Regions from separate parts of the Mus musculus genome. Here region 2 is linked to region 1. The links are chromatin loops, found by intact Hi-C in ENCODE. Cell type or tissue: gastrocnemius. All regions are shown on one strand.

The links. Peaks named below come from ENCODE experiments on the same cell type or tissue, not always from the same donor. Only the 100,000 strongest peaks of a DNase experiment are listed, where the experiment ranks them.
Region 2: a loop joins it to region 1, with 4 times the contacts of the local background. A loop is called at or near these places in 2 of 42 quality-filtered maps.

What each region holds. Positions count from the first base shown.
Region 1 is chrX:10,553,360-10,561,359 of GRCm38, forward strand. The region is part of intron 1 of Tspan7 (tetraspanin 7); the gene reads left to right. Among named protein-coding and RNA genes, the nearest start is that of Tspan7, 72 kb to the left of the region's middle. In gastrocnemius, no CTCF peak of the experiment used is centred here; no DNase peak of the experiment used is centred here; H3K27ac peaks cover 1,109 bases.
Region 2 is chrX:10,498,901-10,506,900 of GRCm38, forward strand. All of the region lies in intron 1 of Tspan7 (tetraspanin 7), which reads left to right. Among named protein-coding and RNA genes, the nearest start is that of Tspan7, 18 kb to the left of the region's middle. In gastrocnemius, no CTCF peak of the experiment used is centred here; no DNase peak of the experiment used is centred here; H3K27ac peaks cover 3,604 bases.

The DNA.
Region 1 (8,000 bases):
GATTAGAATGGTTGGCTCGTAACTTACTATCTTATACTATGGAAGGCTTAGGACACTTGTGGTGATGCTTGAAAGGGGACAGTTTCAGTAGAATTTTCATTAGAGTGTTGCTAAGGGGAAAGGGGACAAATAATAATGATAATGCTAATTTATGATTTTAGTTTTTCTTAAGATATATTCTAAAGCATTTCAAATCATTTTAGTAAATGATTATATGCTTCATGTAAGCTAAAAGTGCTGTCATATATTGCTAACTTTATGTTGTGGTTTTGATTTTTTGTTACCAAATATGGTAATTGTTGAAAGTACATGGTGGCTTTTTAAAATTTCTTTCCATTAATGCTTTTGGAAAATCAACAAGCCATATACTTACAGTATGGGGACAATGGAGGCTTCTCCTAACAACGAATCGTCTGAAGGCTTTCCACTTTTTCAAATAGAAATTTAAATTCAGAATGACTGAATTTATCTCCATCTAGATTCAAAGTTGGGCGTATTTGGTCTGGATGTGAGAACTTTTGGGAATTAGAGCATTCTTGCTGTAATATCATTTTAAAAATGCAAGCATACAAAGGAGGACCAAATATGTATAGTGCGTTGCTTTGGTATCTTCTGCTATCATCATGTTTAATTTACTGTATGCCTTTAGGTGATTTAGAGAGCTAGCATGCTCTTCTTCCCTGTTATCCCTTCCACCTTTAGCAATTTCTCTTGTTTTGTTTGTTTGTTTGTTGATTCATCATTTAGTTTTTTTGTTTTTGTTTAGGTCTGGCTTTTTTTGAGTATTTTTCTCATCGACTCTTTTTTTTAATTACTAGATATTTTCTTTATATACATTTCAGATGCTATTCTGAAAGTTCCCTATACACTCCCTCCGCCCTGCTCCCCTACCCACCCACTCCCGCTTCGTGGCCCTGGCATTCCCCTGTAATGGGGCATATAAGGTTTGCAATATCAAGGGCCTCTCTTCCCAGTGATGGTCGACTAGGCCGTCTTCTGCTTCATATGCAGCTAGAGACACGAGCTCTGGGGGTACTGATTAGTTCATATTGTTGTTCCACCTATAGGGTTGCAGACCCCTTCAGCTCCTTGGGTGCTTTCTCTAGCTTCTCCATTGGGGGCCCTGTGTTCCATTTTATAGATGACTGTGAGCATCCACTTCTGTATTTGCCAGGCACTGGCAGAGCCTCATACGAGACAGCTATAACAGGGTCCCTTCAGCAAAATCTTTCTGGCATATGCAATAGTGTCTGGGTTTGGTGGCTGATTATGGGATATATCCCTGGGTGGGGTAGTCTCTGGATAGTCTATCCTTTTGTCTTTCTTCTGGCTTTTTTGAGACTAGGTCTTTCATGTATCCTAGGCTTTCTTCAAACTCCCTAAGTTCCCTAGTGCTAAGTGGGATTACATGTGTGTACCACCACCACCCCAAAGTCTTTCCAGATGATCTCCTTTTATATCTGAAATTCCTAGAGAAGAATCCTATGACAGAGACACAAAATGGCACAGCACTGTCGCATCTGTGATGACAAGTGAGTAGAGCTCATGGTTCCCTGTGCCCAGAGTGAGCAGAAACAGAGCACCAAGAACAGGAATAATCTCAAACCCTTGCCTTCTTATTTGTACTGCCCACTTAGACAAGTATTTGGGGGGAAAAGAGGAAGAACAGATGTTTTTCCTCTTATATTAGATAGTAAATGATCAATTAACTATGGATATAATTCTTAAAATATGAACTGGCTTTAAATAAATTGTTCTAAATTTTTATTCAATCAAACTTGAAGTACACATCTTTCCACTTGACTCTTTAGTTTGCTTGTCAGCCATCTAGATTGTGGTTTTATTTCTTCATCGTTTTTATTAGCACAAATTCACTGCAGAAAGAATCGGTTTGTGTGTAGCATACAATATATGTAAATCATGTTCTTTGATCAGATATACCTCCTCTTAGCCTCTCTTGACCCCCAATACCTCTTCTCCTTCCTAAATAATCTCCCATTTGCTTTCAACACACACACACTAAAATCTAGACAACACATATGAATGCAACAATAACACTTGTCTTTCAGAGTCTGACTAATAGCCCCTAATATGGTGATTGGCAGTCTACTTAAGTCGAAATCACACAGTATCAATTTTCTTTGCGGCTGAGTAAAAGTTTATGTGTATATGTCATGGCATTCCTATCTATTTGTTGACTTCAGTTGAATCTTTAAACATTGGCTATGAGTCAGATTTTAATTCTGACATCTTAATGGAGATGCTTTCAGTACATCTTAGGATATAAAGTTCATAGAACTCCTTAGAGCAGTGGAACTGGTGTGGGTATGGCTTTGAATTGCTGCCTTCCTTAGGGAATCTTGATTGACCCCCTATTTACATAGAGACTATTTCAACAAGCATAGTTTTACACTTTTATATTTTTGTTGTTCACCCAGAATTTAGGGTTTGCAATAAAGTCATTCTTATAGTTTCAAGACATCTTATTTATCTCTTGTTCCCGTAATGTGAGGCATGGGATGGGATGTGATTGCTCCTTGTCTGTCTGATTTCATAGCCTCAATGTAAGGGCATGTGTATTTCTCTAACCCTCTAAGGTTTTTCATGGTGTGACACTATCCTAAGAAAACCTTCTTTACCATATGTAAAATTTCCAAAGGCTTTCTATGCTATTTTACAAATTTAACATATCATTTGTAATTATTTTTTGTATTACTAGCTCTTATGGCCTGCCCCATAGTAAAGTATGGAGAAGAAAGAGGCATTATACAGAGGACATCCTCTAGGGGATGGATTCTAAATTTAGAACTTCATTAATTGGAGTAATTGATTAATTGATGTAAACTATTCCCCTTCTAATTGTGCTAATGTTATTGAAGCTTCAAGAGCACCACATGCTAAAACTGCCCCAGACTGTTAAGCAGCATTTTGTGTATGTAGCAATGATGGTAAACCGTATCTACCTGAGCTATAGAATTCTTGGTTAGTGCATCTTTTGTTCACTTTGCCTGAAATTCACCCTCTCTATTTAACTGCTCCAACAACATGTCTAGTTGACTTTTTCAAAATAAATTATTTCTAAGCCATACCTGTGTTGACGTTTGAGCCAGGGGTGCTAGGAACTGAGTCCAGGTATCTGCAGCAAAACAAGGCCTTCTTACTGTTGAGTCATCTCTCAAACCCCAGGTTTCTTTCTTATGTTTATTCTATGACCAATTATACGCTGTTCCTCAGTATATACTGATCTGCTAATTTGGTTTTCTTATTGTTTTATTTTAGTGAACATTTTATTACAATTAACCTATTAATGGTGCAGATTAATGGATTTCACCGTGACATCCCCATACGTGTACATTTTGAGATTTGATCATGCCCATTTTCTCCATTTTGCGAAGAACCTCACTTTGACCCAGTTCACTACAGCATCCGGTGGTTTCTCGTAACGAATTCTTTCCCAGCCTCTCATGAACATGAGCATAGAGATTCCGAAGTATAAAAACAAGCTCTTGAACCTCAGCAAACTGATACTGCTAAACTGCTGCTTGAGAGCAGAGCCTGGTAAGCCTTGGTCAAGTGGGGACCAGGAAATAAGCTCTCTGCAAAGCATAAAGTAGGGACATTTATCTAGAGCCAAAGCAACTCGAAAGCCAGATGAGGCACTCCAGGGAGAGGACAAAGGTCTGCTTCTGAATTCCTGCTGAACATGCAGGCAGTGACCTTGAATGCTGCTGCTTCAGATTGTCCTTCCTGTCCTTGTCCTTTCACAACTGTGTATTGGATGGGCACATCTGTGACTTATGACTTCCCTTGCGAGAAATAGATTACATCTTCAACTGGAATTCTGAAGCTTAGACATGAGACAGGCCAGCTAATCCATTCTGAAACTGGTTTTAAATACATGCTAAACAACACACACCATGATCGAGTTTGAATTTGTCCACATTAGCTTGGAAGCAAGGGGTTCTAGAAGAGGCCAGGGGACCTCCAAGGGAAGAAAGTATTATGAAATGGTTCTTCTGAAGTGATGGTAAGACTTTGGGGGACAGGCAGTGCCATAATGTGACCTTCTGTAATAGTTTCATTTCCTAAGGAAGATGAAAGAGACATTGGATGATGTTTCTTAAGAAAGAGACACTCTTTCCTATCTCTATTGATGAGTACTGATACTATTTTGTTTCCAGAAATAAATAAAATATTTATTGATTGATGAAAATAAATTCCACTTTATAATCATCTAAAGGAATAATGATAATACTATCTCTCAATTGTTTACTATATGCCTCAAAGTACCTTAACATTCACCATGGAGTGAGAACCTCATTTAGTTGTCAGTACAGCTTTGTGAGTCACGGTAATTGCAGTAATGCTATCATCATTTAATAGACAGGGACACTGAGACAGAGAATAGGCCACTTGCCCTAGTTTTCACAACAGCCAGCAGCAGAGCGAGACTGTACTGCAGCTGTCTGTACAACTCTTACAGCAGCCATGCGGGCTCTTTGTCATCATGGACTCTGCATTAGGAATTTCAGAGATGCAATTCAGGCCTTCCTTTTATGAAGCCCCACTGTGCAAGGTTCGTTGCAACCATCTCATTTCTAGCAAAGGATTTTGTTATTCGTGTTTAGATAGTACTTTTTTAATGCCCTAATAGCAGCACCAATAAATTTATTTATGCACATTAACTAGGGCTGACTGCAATTCTGTCTTTCTTTTCTTCTTTTTTCTCCCTTTCTTTTTGGAAGTTTAAGTGAGTCACAGACTCAGGGTCAGTGGATCAGCAAGCTTTTGTCCCCTGTACCTTCTACAATAAAGGTATAGTCCTGTTGAAAGAAATGCAGAGAAGCTAGCCAAGATGCTACAAACCCTGTGGCTTTAAGAAAGAACATCTTACTAGTGCAGGCTCATTGATTCCTCCTGACTTTCTGGAAGGTGTTTCCTTACTCTGCTGCACTGGAAGCTCCTGTGTCTGGCTAGGATTTCCGCTTACTGCTGCATTCCGGTATCTTAAAAACTGGCCTTTGGGTGCTCTGATAGGCCAATCTTCTTCCTGTAAAATTCCAGAAGTGGTGTTTCAGTTTCATGTGACCTATACGTTCTTTTGAATACAGTGACTCAAAAGTCACTTTAATCTTGTGACCCCTGGCTATGTTTGCTTCCTTTTAATACTCCTTCCAGTTTGTGTCTGGTGTATGTGCTTAAAGCTGGTCTATTCTAAGTGATGTATAATTTGATGTCCTTGGCCTGAAACTTAGAAATGCCCTGCCAGTTGTTGCTACAATTCAATACCAGATTCCCAGGAGGGAGCCAGGTCCACAGGGCTTTTCTTCCTTCATATGTTACTTAGTGATTGGTAAGGATGCTGAGTTTCCTGCTGCCTCTTAAAACACAGCATCTTTCCTCATGGGACTGGAAGCCCCTGCCGATAGGAGGAAATCTTTCTGTGTGCATATGGACCCAGCAGTTTGCCAGCATGTGTGGCTGCCAACAGTTTTCTCCTAGTTGCAAAGACTTTATTTTCCCTGGACAGCAGTGCTATGCAACCCAGTAACACAGTAAGCTCCCATTGATAGGAACTTATTTTATGTATGTGGTGAAGTGCCTAAAATATACTTGGGTTTTTAATGTGTGACACTTGAGTGATGAAACGTGACATTTTGCTTATTTTATGCAAAGAATGTGTCAATGTTACAATATGCTACAGGTCTGTCCTAAGATAACGAATTGCCCCAGACCCAAGAGTGTTGTCTATCTCTTAAAACAGTGTTGGAGCCACTAGAGAGGCCTCAGTACCTGTATCTGTTGAATGGTGCTGGGGAGAATTTGCTTTCTCTACTGCATTACCTGGTCAAGTATGTGAAGGGGAAAGAACCAAGAGCAACCCTAAACTCCTCCTTCTTCTTCAATTCATGAAAACATCACAGCCTTTCATCTTTTTTTCCATTGTTTTTTTTTCATCCGAAATAGTGTCTTTTTAAGTAGCCCACAGCCTCCTTATGTACCTCTGACTAGCTTGAATTTTGGAATCTACCTTCTTCAGGCTCCCTAGTGCAATAACAGGTGTGTGACTATACCTGACTCTTCACATTCTCTTTTTTTGGAGAGATTTATTTATTTATTTATTTATGCATTAACAGTTAAATTTTTTATTGGATATTTTCTTTATTTATATTTCAAATGATATCCCCTTTCCTGGTTCCCCCCTCCCAAAAACCCCCTATCCTATTCTCCTTCCCCCTGCTTCTATGAGTGTTACTCCACCCACCCATCCACACCCACCTCCCCACCCTCAATTTATTTATTTTTATATAAGTACACTTTAGACACACCAAAACAGGGCATCAGATCCTGTTACAGATGGTTGTGAGCCACCATGTGGTTGCTGGGAATTGAACTCAGGACCTCGGAAGAGCAGATGGGTCTCTTAACCTCTGTGCTATTTCTCTAGCTGCTCTTTGCTTTCTCTTAATTGAATTTATATTGGCTTACAGTCTTTGCCTCTGGAATTACATGTAGGCCCCCGTTGATACAAACCCAAGTGCTAATATAAGGTTTGTCAGACAGCGAGATACTAAGACGAATCTAGTGATCCACAATCAGCCATTAAAAACTGAAATGCATAAAATAGAATATATATGTCTGTTCATAGTGAAGCTAAGTGTGGGTTTAAGAAGCCATTTAATACATGAATGTGTGTGTGTGTGTGTGTGTGTGTGTGTGTGTGTAAAGAGATTCAGTATAAATCTTATTTCTTTTTTGTTCTCTTATTTTCCCCAAGACAGCATCTTACATTCTAGCCTAGGCTGGCCTGGCATTGGCTAGTATGCCAGGCTGATCCAAAGAACACAGTGATCTCACTGCCTAGTTTCCTGAATGCTTGGATCACGGACTCATGCCAACATACCCAGATAAACTTTAGTTCTTATGTGGATCACAGTCAAGTCTGAAAGACCAAACTGTCTCCTTGGCCTAGCAGTTTGATTTTATAGTTGTTCCAGATCTTGATCATCGAAGTGTCAATTATGTGGAACCTTCCTTTATTATCTGGACAAGGCCACTGCTAAATCATCAAGGACAGATGAAATTATGGCCACTTTGCATGCTATAAGGCAATAAGTATACACATTGATATAAGGGATTCTTGAGTTAAGGATTCTGGGAAAGAATTCGTTAAGAGAAACCACCGGATGCTGTAGTGAACTAACTCTCTCTCTCTCTCTCTCTCTCTCTCTCTCTCTCTCTCTCTCTCTGTGTGTGTGTGTGTGTGTGTGTGTGTGTGTGTGTGTGTACTTGGTTTTCTATTAATTCCTGGCCCCCAGGAAGGTCAGCTTATTGTCATTTCCAGCTTCTCTCCAGAATACAAGTGTTTAAAGAAAGGACTTCTGGAAAGAGGTGTGCTACATTTTATTTTCATACCTTAGTGGATAGGAGGAGCTCCCTAGGGTACATAGAAAAATAACTTCAGCTATCTATTAACATTATCTGCTGTGGACTAATGGCCTGGGTTAGAGAATCATTGTAGCTAGCTGTAGCTGTTCTCTCTCTCTCTCTCTCTCTCTCTCTCTCTCTCTCTCTCTCTCTCTCTCTCTGTGTGTGTGTGTGTGTGTGTGTGTGTGTGTGTGTGTGTGTGTGTATACTCATGTGGGGATGACCTTGCCTGTGTGGGTACATGTGGAGACCAGAGGCTGGTGTTGAAATGTCTTCTTGAATCCCTTTCCACCTTCTGTTTTTGAGATAGAATCTCACACTGAATGTGGAGCTCATGACTTTGACTGTCTGGTCATCGAACCCACAGAATCTACCTGCCTCCATCCTTCAGAACTTATGTTATGCATGCACACTCCCAGCTTTTATATGGATGCTCATAATTCAGGTGCTCATGAGTTATAGGTTCTTTTCAGTGGCACATTAAATAAGGAAGGTTTCACCTAAGGTTACATGTGAAGGATTCATGAGAGGTGGACTTTGTATCTCCCAGTACTTAGTGTTTCTCTGAGGAT
Region 2 (8,000 bases), 54 kb before region 1:
TTTTGGAGAGTGAGCTTTGAAGTTCTTTAGGTTTGTATTCTTCAAAGATGTTTCAAGGACAAACAAGTAATTGCTTTGTATGTTGTACTTTTTTAAAAAAGAAGGGGGTGCCTAGAATACAGTGGTATTGCCCACCCTGATGGGGTTATACATGCTTTCAGACAGGTAACTCTTTGAGAGGTGCCTCAATGCCTACTTACAGTCAGTGATGGTGGGTGGTGGAGGGGCCTTCCTTAAAGTCTAATGACCACTGGAAAAGAAATGCACTGCTCCATATTGTCAGGAACACAGGACAAAGTATGAGATGTTGGGAGTGAGCTCTGGATAGAGCATCTCAAATATCTTTAAAATAAATATAGAAAAAGAGAGGCTCATAAATGAACACTCCAATTAAGAAGGTATTCAAATGAGTAGTCTAAGCAAACAGCATGGTATATGACATGCTGCTTTTGTAAAGAAAAATAAGTGCATGGAACAGTTACTGAAGAGGTCTCCACACACAATGTTAGCACTTATGGCTAAGAGGCAAAATACTTTATGGGTTCCCTTTTGGTGTGTTTTCCAAGGCTTCAACTAGCATTGCATATAGAAGGTGTTACTTTTATAATGAAGAAAGCAAGAAATGCTTAAGACATTCTATATATTACATCCTATCTGATTTTATTTCTCAAATATGGAGTGCTTTTTAAACATATATCATTTCATTTATCATGGAACAGTTTATCAGCTCGATCCTCTCTTATTGGGTTGAGTAAATGAAGAGCAAAACCAAATTTAACTTGATTCTTTCTAAGTCTTAAGTCTCTTCAAAATAAAGGAAAATGTCTGTTCCTTTTGGGCATTAACTTTCTGTGCTATATTATAAATATAATTTAAGGAAATAATATAATTGCCTGCCAATCAGCTCTATCAGATCTTATCGTTATGCTATTTTTGCCTTAAGCAACTAGTTCTTAAAGAAATATGAAAATTTTACACTCAGTGCCCTATCCTGTCCTCTCTGTCTTAAATATAGTTCATTAGTTGAGTCTATTTTGTACATATTTAATCATATATATGTATATACACATATATATATCCCCATAATTGCTATAAAGCATTATTTTTATATTTTTAAAGTCCACATAAATAAATCATTCTAAGCATATTGCCTTGAATCTTAGCATTTTGGTTTAACATATTCTGTCACGTTTCCATGTTAATAGATGAGGCTCAACCTTAGGGATTTTCCATGAACCAAATCTACAGACATCTCTTTTTAAAAAATTTTTATTATATATTTTCTTAATTTACATTTCAAATGCTATCCCCTATACCCTCCCCCTGCCCTGCTCCCCTACCCACTCACTCCTACTTCTTGGCCCTGGCATTACTGGGGCATATAAAGTTTGCTAGACCAAGGGGCCTCTCTTCCCAATGATGGCTGAGTAGGCCATCTTCTGCTACATATGCAGCTAGAGACATGAGCTCTGGGGGTACTGGTTAGTTCATATTGTTGTTCCACCTATAGGGTTGCAGACCCCTTCAGCTCCTTGGGTACTTTCGCTAGCTCCTACATTGGGGGCCCTGTGTTTCATCCTATAGATGACTGTGAGCATCCACTTCTGTATTTGCCAGGCACTGGCAAAGCCTCACACGAGACAGCTATATCAGGGTCCTTTCATCAAAATCTTGCTGGCATCTGCAGTAGTGTACAGACATCTCTTTTTGGAAACAAGCTTCATGTGTAGTTGATGGATGCTTTCATGCCATGACAGCTGTCACAAAAGATTGTTGTGGAGAAGGATGAAGAACACCTTAGCCAATCCTACTTCAATAATGTGATTTTTTGGCTGAGGCTAAGAATTTAGCCAAGTTGACACAAGGCAGATTAACAGGAAAATATATATATATTCACACTGTGTTGACTTTACATATATGCTGAACTGTCACAAGAGAGCAATGGTCTGAAGACATGATCAAAACAGAAAGCTTTTAGATTTTTAAAACAAGTACCAGTAAATACTGGAGTTAGTGATGGGACAAGGTGATCTTGACAGGGGATAATGAATTCTAGTGATGTAATTAGGAGACATATAGAGGGTGTAAAGCTAGTGAAAGATAAGGGCTATTTCACTAGGTTTATTTGTATGAGTCCATTGTGGCATGGCTCCCCAGTGATTGTGGGTTAGTTCTCATTCTGGTTTGGGTATACTTCCCCCTCCCAAAGGAATCTTTATGGTTTGCTTCCTGTACAAAGAGGCCAGTTAGACAGTTCTTCTGAAGCTACAGTGTCTCAGATGTTACTAGATCAAAATGATCAATAACCAGTGAGCATCTTTGGGATAGGATGGTCTTCACTCCTTTGCTGTATGCCTTGGAAAATATAGAGTATTTGCTATCTCTTCCTTTATAGAAATCTGTGAATCCCTAGTTCATTTGTTGTGTGATATGTCGTTGTCCATTCATTTTTTTCCTTCATTGGGGCCTTTTATGTTTACTTATAAGAAGTAAAATTTGATTAAAGTTTAGCTACAAACACACACATGTGTATACCATATATTTCCTTACTGTGTAAGTTTAAGTGTCTCCAATATAGCGTATTGAACATTAACATTAATCAATTCAATTTTTATGCATTTTGATCCTATTTTCTGACAGTTAGAAAAAACAAATTCAAGATAGACTTTACCCTGTTAGCTTCTAGGTGTTTTATTTGGCAGTTTGGAAGGGGATGGTATTTTCTCCTTGATTAGATTATTTTTGTCTCCAAGTGGACTATTATGACTTGAATGGAGAAAAGGGCTGTGTTGTCCATATGGATCAAACATGAGAATCATGACTGCTGGCAGCAACAGTATCTACTCTACGAAGATCACTGGATTAGATCAAGGTGGTGATATTGCTATGAACCCAACTACTGCTGTATGATTATTGAGCAGTTAGTAAAGGCAAGGATAAGGTTGACCATTTAACATGTGTTATCTTGTTTAGTCCTCATGCAAACTTGCTGAGGTAGTAATTACTGTTCCTTATTTTGAGAGGAAGTCCCCTGACGTCCAGAGTGTGGCCCACAGTCATGCCTGAAAGGGGTTTTTGTTATAGACCTCTTCACCCTTCTTGGGCCCAGTGTCCTGTTTCCAGAAGCACATTTCTCCAGGGTAAGCCTTTGGAGATGATTAGAGGTTACTCTTTGAGTCCTTTCTTAGTCATCAATTTGCTTTCCTGCAAAAAAGAAAAATTGTTTTTGCTCCTATGGACTGGCAAAAATTTCCTGTACAAGAAAGAAATCTTCTAATTTCCAGAATGATCCAAGTTTACAGCTCTAGTGTCTCTGGTTATTTTGGTTTATAGTTTTGGAAGTATTCCCATTTTTTTCTGTCCTTATAGCTCCAAGCTTCAGTTTTCCTAGTAAGAATAACAATACTTTGCAGACTGGGGATACAGGATAAGGAACCCTAATAGGAGATACACTCTTCTTGTCAACAACTAAGCAACAACTCCTGCTTTTCTTTCAAAAGTCTGAGTCTATAACGAATCTTCCTTTTTTTCCTTTTTAGTTCATGGTTGATGTAAGTTAGATAAGGCATCAAAAGTCCTGAGAATTTCCACTGGGTAGATGATACTCTGACTGTCATTTAAGATTAAATTATCTTATGCCTTAAAGATTCTAAATTGTTGCTCCAAAGCACATGAATATTATTTATCCCACTGCTATAAAATATAGTCGACATATGAAACTGATTCCTATGGCAACAAGCCCCAGACCACTTTGAACAGCCGGAAACCAAAGAAGTAAAAACTGCTAGAGATGCAACTTTTCCCCCTGCCTTTGCCCTGAAGAGTGCTAAAGGCAGTGGGAACTGTCAGGCATTTTCCTTTGGAGCTGACACTAGCTAAGCTGTTATCTAATCCACACATGGACACACAGATAAGGCTCATTTGCACAGCTGCCAACTCAGGCTTTGCCTGTTGATGTGATCTTGTTTCCACTCTCTGTATCTGCTTTTAGGGGGGAAAACAAACCTGACCATTCCTAATTTCTGTGAATAGTGACAGGAATTCTTGCCTGTATAAGGTTAATTGGCTGTGTTATCTCTGATGAGACGAGCTTAAGGGACTGGAGAACACTGGATAAAGTCTAGTTCAAAAACAGAAATTTCCCAATGCTGCTAAATTCCAGTTTCAAAAAAAAGACATTTGTAGATAGACATCTCTATTTTTTTGCTTGTAAAACCAATTCTATGATAGCAGTAATACACACACACACAGAGAGAGAGAGAGAGAAAGAGAAAGAGAGAGTAAATACTACATTATGTTTGGATCCTCTGACTTCCCTCTACATCAAGCCTCTTTAATTGTAAAGATTTGATTAATAAGGATTTTGGAATATTTTGTTTTAAAAAAAATCTATTTGTAGGGCCAGCTGAATGGCTTATTCAGTAAATGGTCTGATCCTTAGGACCCTTAAGGTAAAGAGAGAGAGAGAGAGAGAGAGAGAGAGAGAGAGAGCGCACTCAATCTCAAACGTTATCCTCTTTTATGACTTCAAAAGTTATCCTTATATGACTTCTGTACTCATGCTTAGAATGTCCCCACCCCACACAAAATAAATAAGCATAAAATTTTAAAGAGTATTTAAAACTATTGGTAGACTGGTGTCATGAGCCAGAGACAGAAACCTTCATTCAAATTAAACCTGAACTGAGCAGCGTATGTAGAGTTGTATTGCTTTTTTGTTTTAACTGTAAAGTAGTTCCCTGTGCTTATTTCCAGCGACTAAAACATGGAATTTGTCTTTAATTCCCCCCCCCCATCTCATTTCTAGCTTTGTCAAATCTCTCTCTTATCTGTTGTAGCCAGTTGCCGTAAATCAGCGGTTCTGAACTTGGGTCCTGACCCTTTAGGGGTCACATATCAAACACTCTACATATCAGATATTTACATTATGATTCATACAGTACTAACCGCTCAAGTACCAACAAAAATCATGTTATGGTGGGGGGTCACCAAAACTTGAGCAACTTTATTAAAGGGTTGCAGCATGAGGGAGGCTGAGAGCCACTGACTGATGTTTGGCTGTCTTCTCATTCATGTAGTACAGATCACCAAGTCCTGTTGAGTATTTTTTGTTTGTTTGTTTGTTTGTTTTGTTTTGTTTTTAAAGATTTGAGAGATTTTAATTGACAGGCATGGCTGTACCTAGTCTTTAAGTCTGCCCAAAGCAGACAGACTGAGAGCTTTCTAATCCTTTAGAATTTTATCTGGGAGTGACCTTGGAAAGCATTTACATCCAATCCCTTCTCTCCATTGCATTGCCAATTCATTTTCATCTATATTGTCCAGAGACCATGACAACAGTAAAACCAGTGCTACCATCTTGCTCTTGGTCTTGGACCATCACAGCGATTTAGACCCCTACTCCAAATCCCTTCATTTCACTCCTGTTTGTGATTTTTATTCTAAACAAGCAATTTGTTTTTTTTAAAGCCAAATTGAAAAAGAAAACAGCCATTATAAAACCTATAAAACCAAGTTCAAATTTTTTGCCTGCTGATAAAACATTAATATCCCCACACAGCCTCATTCCCTTTCCTATTTTTAGCTTCCATTCAGGTCACTGTCTCCAGTTCTCTGGTTACTAAATCTTACTAGTCTTCAAGAGTTTATTCAGTGATCACAGTCCCTAGGAAGCCATTTGTAAACTTTCCCTGCCCTCTCTCTCTCTCTCTCTCTCTCTCTCTCTCTCTCTCTCTCTCTCTCTCTCTCTCAACTTTGCCCAGCTATTATATTCTGCTTGTATAGTAATCATTTAACCATTTATTTGCTTGCCTGTCAGCTTTCCTCATTCTCTGCTTTTATGCCAGAGAGAATATTTATGCTCAGAATATCGAGGGCCTGTTAAATGCTAAGTGCTAGGATTCAGTTGGACCAAATGAACAAGGTGATCTGGTGAGAAGGTAGGAAATAGACAATAAACACGGAGAGAAAGAATAACACTTCAAGCGGCGGTGAGTGCTCCAAAGGAATAGTTCAAGAAGTGATGGTATAGGGCCCTAGTAATAGAGATATCACAAAAGCTCTCTAAGGAGGTGGCATTTAAGTTGAAACCTGAGGGGTAAGGAGGCTCAGAATGTAGATTGAGATAGTTCAGAACCCAGTGTGATTTCTGGTATTTGCTATCCATTGTTAAGCTGATTACCCCAGTTATCTGAGCTGAAGCAAGTAATTTAGAAGTCAATTTATTGTTTGATTGCTATTACTTGACTCCTATTGACAGCTGGGCCAGATTTGCCCTCCTAAAGATGAATTCTTGTAACAGGAAAAACAAAGCAGAGCACAGGAACCTCATTTTGGGTAATTGGCACCCTTCTTTGTAATGACAAGAAAAACATTTTGACATGAAATAGAGTTGTCGCTCAATGATTGTTTACGGCTAATGTTTTTCAGTTGTAGATCTGGTCCACATGGAGGCTTATGTACACAATGTTAAGTCTCTCAAATCCTCCTTGCCTGTTTGCCATCTGAAATTGTCTATTAAGCATCAGTTCACGCTTTAATTATCCTAAAGCCATTGTCAATTGAATCTCTTTGTTAGATTGATTTGTTTTAATACTACCAGCTCTAGAGTTAATCTGTTATGTGACACCAATCAAATTGTTTTGAAATTATGAACTTAAGAACGCCTACAGGAAAAGCACCTCGTGCTCTTGACCACCAAAGCACTTCCAATTCTCTTGTAGCCTTTGTTTTCATATCTTCCTCGTAGTGTAGATAAAAAGCATCCCAAACACACAGAATTCCATTTTTCCTAGTTAGTGCTATTCAGGTATAGGTTTGGGTATGGCTAACTGGTTGGGTGTCTTGTGCCTGAGATGAAATCTTTTGTTTTGTGGAAGAAATGTAAAATATTTGTCTACTTTAATTAAAAATCAAGTAATAGTGTAGTTAAATTGTTGTCCCTTCCAGAAGCTACTAAGTCACTGTGATACAGACTTTCGCTCCTCTACCCCGTGCTCTAGGCAGTTCTATGGAGATGTTTTACTTTCTTCTTGACTTTCCCTGGAGTTGGTCCTCCTGTGTGATCAGAAGGCATGGAAGACTATTTCGTTTTCATAATGTACAAAAATACGCCAAAGTGGAAGGAAAAACAGAGAAGGAATCGAGAAACAAAAGAAAAGAAAGCAAACCCCTCCCCTTGATTTTGAAAGTGATATAGATCGGTGAGAACTGTAGTTCTTCACATGTTCTGGCTAATCTACTCAATATTCTTCCAGCCTAGCAGACGTGTGATAGTATTGTAGTGTTTCCATTGTGTATCTTCATAGTTCATAATGGAGAAGTATATTTTCATATCTGTGCTATCCATTCTTAGATCAATTTGGGTCTGTATTTCATTTTTTCCCCTAAGAGACATCTTATTTTGCCCTAACCATTATGAGTTGAACATCGGTTGCTCAGATTATTCTCAACCACTATTTTGCCTGTCATAAAGCATTTTGTTGCCTTGTCTCCCTTTACAGAATTGGGAGTTGTAGAATAATTGATAAGCTATTAATGCTTTGAGTACTTTTGGTCTTGTCTTGAGGGGAGGTTATTTCCTTGAATATTTTTCCAAATGTGAAGTCACGTAACAGTTTGTTTCTTTAAAGCTGGTATGGCACATGTTAAAAAACAAAAAAAGTAAAACGATCAGATTAGCTCCTTACACAGAGTCTGTATTACAAGAGGCCTTATTTACTAGGCATTTTTGTAAAAGTTAAGAGTATTATGGATTTTTTAAAATTAGACTGAATGTTGAAATTAGAGGTTAAAATGTAAAAAAACAATTTCTTGAAAGTAATTTATTAAAAGTCTAATATGTATTAGCAATCCCTCATCAGTGTAGGGATGTGATCAATTCCTTAAATTCCCCTGTGTTCTGCTGGAGCAAATGGCCCATCTATGGAGCTACTTGGGAGAGGTAGTCAATGACAGTGATTGATGGTTATAAAATTTATCACATGAGCTTTGTGACAGCT